Linked DNA regions of Homo sapiens: region 1 is linked to region 2. The links are chromatin contacts, found by Hi-C or POLR2A ChIA-PET in ENCODE. All regions are on one chromosome and are shown on one strand. Each heading gives the region's core, a stretch centred on a gene start or an enhancer-like site at or near the end of the contact. The rest is flanking DNA. Distances are from core to core; before and after follow the strand shown.

Region 1 (2,884 bases), core at 340-2,839, 300 kb before region 2:
CCGACCAGCATTTATTGGACCCGATCTCCTCACCAGCCTTTCTGCCTTCAGTCTCATCCCATTCTAATCCCTCACCCCAAGCACCAAGCACCTCCCGAAAAGTCCAAGGTTACTTATAGAGTCCAAACACTGGGCTCCCACAAGCTATTTTTCTGAGTTTGTCCCAGCCTGTGCCTTATACCCCAGGCTCACCGGATTCTTGCTCTTGCTGTCCTAAATTTGTTCATACACTCTTCCCAGTTTGGAATGACCTTTTTCCTCTGTTAGAGTCCCAACCAATTTTTTTTTTTTTTTTTTTTTTTTTTTTTTTTTTCCTGAGACAGGGTCTCTCGCTCTGTTGCCCAGGCTGGAGTGCAGTAGTACGATCTCAGCTCACAGCAACCTCTACCTCCTGGGCTCAAGCCATCCTCCTGCTTCAGCCTCCTGAGTAGCTAGGACTAAAGTGGTGTGCCACCACACCTGGCTAATTTTTGGCTTTGGTTTTTGTAGAGACGGGGTTTTCACCATTGTTGCCCAGGGTGGTCTCGAACTCCTGGGCTCAAGTGATCCGCCCGCCTTGCCCTCCCAAAGTGCGGGGACTGCAGGCGCGAGCCACCACTCGGGCCCCAACCAATCTTTTAAGATCCTGCTCAAAAGTCTCCGTCCCTGGGAAGTCTTTTCTGAGGCCTCTGAACTCACTTAAATGGAATGTGCCCCTATTTGGCACCTGGTCTCCTCCACTGAGATCGGGGCTTCTTGGGCAGGGTACGCTTAAGGAGAACTGGCTGCATTGGGCCACCTGCCTTAGCAGGGCCAACCAGCGGAGGAGCTGGCTGGGTGCTGGCCCGTCCCAGGGGCTGCGGAAGGGTTAAGAGAGGGCTCCAGAAGCCTGAGAAAGCCTAGGTTCCGGTTTAACCTCGGATCTAGGGCCACTGAGTCAAGACGGGACTTGCGGGGCCGAGGGCAGTTCTCCGGTGATCACCCAGGTCTCCAGGGCAATGAGAAAAGGAGGGGGCACTGCAGGAAACGTACAGGGGCGGTGTTCCTACAGGTCCAGAGCTCCTCCACCAAACTGGGTCCCAAACAGCTCTCCTACTTTCGGGTGGCCTCGGGAACGCAGGGGGAGACTTGCCAGAACGCCCGCCATTCAGCGCCCAGCTCCGTCCCTCTCGTTCTCGGCCGGGATCTCCCCGCGGCCCTTGCACAGCCTCCTCCCCCGGCCCGCCCTGCCCCCCGCTCAGCGCGGCCTCCCAGCCAGGGCGCAGGGGTTATCAAGCCCGCTAGGCCTTTACCCGCGGCTGCCCAGTTCCGGGAGCCGTCGGCCGCGGCCCAGAGGGGTCGGCTGGGCGGACGCCGGCGTCTCCCGCTAGCTCCCAGAGTCCCCGGCTCCTCGGCGTGGCGCTTCCTGCCCACCTCCGCCCGCCTGCGCGGCCCTGGCACCTGGCAGCGGGCGCGAAAGAGGACGAGCCCAGGCACTCGGGCCTGCGGGGTCCTGGGACGAGGGGGTCAGCGAGAGGGGCCCGGTGCTCCGGAGCAGGCGCAGGGCTGGAACCCCGGCGCCACCCGTCCCGCCATCGTCCCCCCTCCCTGCCTCCATCCCCGCGGGCACTGCCGCTAGTACTGCCCTCTGCAGGTTCCCAAGCGCCAGTGACACCCAGTGACCTCACTAACCACCTCCCAGGCTGGGCTGCTTGTTAGGCCCATTTTACAGATGAAGAAACTGATGCTCAGAAGGGTGAAATGACTTGTGCAGGTTGATTCAGTTAGGAAGTGGATGAGCCAGAACAACATCCCGGGCCTGAGTCTTCCTACCTTACCCCTGGGCCTCCCTGAGGCGCGGTGTCCAGGGGATTCTTCCCTCTGTCCCTCTCCGCCTCCCCAGCCTACCTTCAGGCAGAGACCTGAGCCTAAGGCTTCCTTGGGTTCTGCCTTATGTATCCGGTCCTCTTCAGAGCCCAGACCTATGTGTGTGGCTGCTGGTAACCTTGGTTAAGAAAGAAGGAAGAATGGGGGCTGAAGGACAACTTGCACCCCAACCTGCTCTTCGGGTCTGACACCCATTCATGGCCTAGCCCTGGGGCTTCCCAGTTCCCAAAGCCCCCACCCTTATCCCTACACTTCCACACACTTCCACACCCTGGGCTCACGTAGCCCAGAAGGAGGAGCCACCCACCACCCACAGCCAGGGCACGCCTTCGTATGCAAGCATGAGTGTACGATGTTCACACAACAGAGCTGTGCACTAGGGCACCCACAGAGAGGCTCTCCAGGGCAGGGCTGGGAAGAGGACTTACTGAAAACAATGTGGATGTTTCATTTAGACATTTGTTCATTCGTTGTACTGTGGTATTGGGTAGCACTGAGCACCTCACCCCCACAAGCCAGGTCCAGCACTAGGCCCTGGGCTGCCAACCACAGCAAGGCAGGCACCTCACTTTAATGGAATCAACTACCACATTTACAAATGATGTACTTCAAGGCCGAGGCAGGAGGATCACTTGAGACCAGGAGTTTGAGACCAGCCTGGGTGACATAGTGAGACCCTGTCTCTATTTAAAATGAAAATAGAAAATAAAAATATAAAAAACAGACAAACAAATGATGTACTTCAGTGGCAGAGGCAAGGCATTAGGAGAGTCTGGAAAAGGGAGTGCAGAGGAGGTAACATTTGTACTGGATCTGAAAAAATAAATCAGAGGACCAGCCGCGGTGGCTCACACCTGTAATCTCAGCACTTTGGAAGGCTGGGGGTGAGGGCAGATCTCCTGAGGCCAGGAGTTTGGGACCAGCTCAAACTCGTCACCATGGCCAACATGGTGAAACCCCCGTCTCTACTAAAAATAACAAAAATTGGCCAGGCATGGTGGCTCATGCCTGTAATCCTAGCACTTTGGGAGGCCAAGGC
Region 2 (2,700 bases), core at 19-2,518:
GTGGTGCATGCCTGTAGTCCCAGCTACTCAGGAGGCTGAGGCAGGAGAATTGCTTGAACCCAGGAGGCAGAGATTGCAGTGAGCCGAGATCGCGCCACTGCACTCCAGCCTGGGTGACAGAGCGAGACTCCGTCTCAAAAAAAAAAAAAAAAAATTTTATAGATTGTCTACTGTTTTTTCCCAAATTTATTTCTTGGTTCCCCCATTGGGGGTGCACTGTCCTCCAGCCAGTTGAACCCCAGTAGCGTTCCCTCTTTTTGGTGCCCTCCACCCCCTCTGCTTAAAGATTTCTCCAGTTCCTGGGAATTCGGGCGCGGCCCTTTCCCATAATATTCCTCTGGATTGACCGAAAAGCCTAAATTACTCCTCAAGGGCCCATTCTCAGGTGCCCCTTTTCTCGTACAAAGAGACTCCTGCTAAATTCAAGGTTAAACCGTTGCGCCCCGGCCACCCACAACGCAAAGGTGAGATCGGGCACCCTTAACCTGTATTTTTTGAACCCTGGCAGCCCCAACGCTGATAAGTGATACTCTAATTTCCGCACTAAGCCCATATCACAGCCTTTGGGTGACAAAGCCATTTATGATTCTTCCTTCCTCCCCTTTCCTCAAGAGCTTTGCACCCCACAGGAGTACAATAACTGTGTTTGACAGACTGGCTGAATGAATGAAGAGGGAGTGAGGTTGGAGCCAGTGGAGGGTGGGGTGGGAAATCTGGGGTGGGTCTGAGTTTGGCTCTCCTGGGTGTTTTTCTGTGGCCTGCCTGTGGTGCTCATTCTCATCAGGAGAAGCAGAGGAGCTTTGGATCTCAGCTTGGATATCAGTAGCTGTGTGACAGTGGCCAGTCTCTCTTCTTCGCCCTGTGTAAATGGCACAACCCATCTCAAAGGTTATTGTGAGGATCAATGCGTGATCAATACACGAAAACACTCAGTGCCTATTAGGTGCTCAGTAAAGTTTGTTGATGAATTACACAAGTGACAGTAATTTTTTAGTCTCTTTTTTGAGGTTGGGGTGGGGGTGGGGTGGCCATCTACCCTACTCTTCCTTTCAGTACTGACATCTGTGACCTTGTCAGGTCTTTCCTACTAGATTATAACCCTGCACAGTGCCAGGAACGCAGGGCAGCGCGAGCAGTCAACAGAGGTTTGGTGAATGGATGGATGAGCACATGTGTGATATGTAAATCAGTAGTCTCTGGAGTGTAACATCCTACTTCCGATTAAGCAAGGTGCTCTGGAAACTACAGGAGCATAAGTGGCTGCTGTTGCTGTTGTTCTGCCTCTGGACAAGAGGAATTCATGTCTTCTGGGTGGTGATCCAGCTCCACGATCCTCCAGGGTCCCCTGCTGGCTACTGTGGGGGTGCTGCTGGGAGAGAGGCTCAGCTTGTCGGTGAGGGCAGTCGCTCTTTGCTGCAGGCTGACCCAGAAAACAAACTGGTGCTTCTTGCCCCTCCCAGGCCTGTGGTGGGGAGGAGAAAGCCGCAGGGCACTGAGCCCTATGAACCAGTCCAGTGTCCAGAAAAGGGACGATGGCCAGGCTTCAGGGCTGTGGAACTCGCTGTTCTGGAGGCTGAACCCGGGTCAGCTGCAGAGGGGACTCCTTGGGCTGGGCAGTGGGGAAAGAGAGCAGCCAGGGAAGTGCCCAGGGACAGGAAAGAAGGGGCCCCAAGCTGGCCTCAGCAGCTTTCTGTGCACGCAGTTTCTTCTCTGAGGTAAGCAGTTTGAGCTCATCATAGAGAAGGTCTCAGAAATGAACAGTGCCACAAAAGTCTTGTGAAAGGCTTGTCTGTCATCTGAGGCTAGTGCACAGTGACGCGGTGTGTGGGGTGTGCCCTTGAGAGAAACCGGCTGTGCTGCTGCCCAGCAGCCACTGAGCTGGAGGAATTTGCCGTCAGAAGACCCTAGGGAGGCCGCAGTCTCTCTCCGGCCTGTTTCTCTCCAGGCAAACTAAACCTGTGGGTAACTTGCTTCCAGAGGGCTGTTCCACTCTTTCCTCTCCAAGCTGGAGGTCTCTGGTGGGGGTTTCCTACAGCCCTGCTAAAGGCAGAGAGAAGCGGCGAGGGTGTTCTCTTTGCCCCGTCCACGTACAAAACAGGCCAAGGCTTTGGGCTGTGTGACCTGGAGCCATGTCTCAGAGGGCGCTGGGAGCTCTCCAGGCCTTTCTCCAGCCCCCACATTTGTGTTTAGCTGGAGGCAACCTGAGCCTGCGCGGGAAAGTAAACAGTTTCGTTGTTTGGGAAGCTTTTATTAATAGTTACAGATTACACTTTCTTTAAAGGCTTTAAAGAAAACAAGGTGTAATCTGTAACCAATTTTTTTTTTTTTTGAGACAGAGTCTCACTCTGTTGCCCAAGCTGGAGTGCAGTGGCGCCATCCCGGTTCAAGCAATTCTTTTGCGTCGGCCTCGCAGGTAGCTGGGATTACAGGTGCCCGCCACCATGCCTGGCTAATTTTTTTGTATTTTTAGTAGATACAGGGTTTCACCATGTTGGTCAGGCTGGTCTCAAACTCCTGACATCAAGTGATCCACCCGACTCGGCCTCCCAAAGTGCTGGGATTACAGGCATGAGCCACTGTGCCTGGCTTGTAACTGTTAATGAAAGCTTCTTCCAGCATTAAAAAAAAATCTAATTACATAATATTTTTAAGTTAAAATATTTTTAAATTTAATAATTGTTATTATTATTTTTTTTTTTG

The links. A loop is a pair of places that touch in the nucleus more often than their neighbours do. ChIA-PET counts read pairs that join two places held with the same protein, here RNA polymerase II (POLR2A).
Region 1: a map of gastrocnemius medialis shows a loop between it and region 2 (33-fold over the local background). The contact joins the promoter of NLRX1 here to the enhancer-like site in region 2. A Hi-C loop is called at or near these places in 1 of 168 maps with a recorded cell type or tissue (gastrocnemius medialis). POLR2A ChIA-PET finds 5 or more read pairs at or near these places in 2 of 52 experiments (B cell and activated naive CD8-positive, alpha-beta T cell).

Annotation. Positions count from the first base shown.
Region 1 is chr11:119,167,430-119,170,313 of GRCh38, reverse strand. It overlaps NLRX1 (NLR family member X1), which reads right to left and starts at 1,589. Exons shown (of 10, transcript NM_001282144.2): 1 at 1,012-1,589. RefSeq lists enhancers at 89-793, 794-1,499 and a silencer at 1,071-1,680.
Region 2 is chr11:118,869,384-118,872,083 of GRCh38, reverse strand. No RefSeq gene overlaps it. Among named protein-coding and RNA genes, the nearest start is that of CXCR5, 13 kb to the left of the region's middle. RefSeq lists an enhancer at 1,364-1,443 and silencers at 1,874-1,963, 1,974-2,023. Within about 2 kb of position 1,268, at least 33 of the 41 ENCODE cell types and tissues checked have a DNase peak (open chromatin) inside an H3K27ac peak, as active enhancers do; they include B cell and gastrocnemius medialis, where a contact is called at or near this core.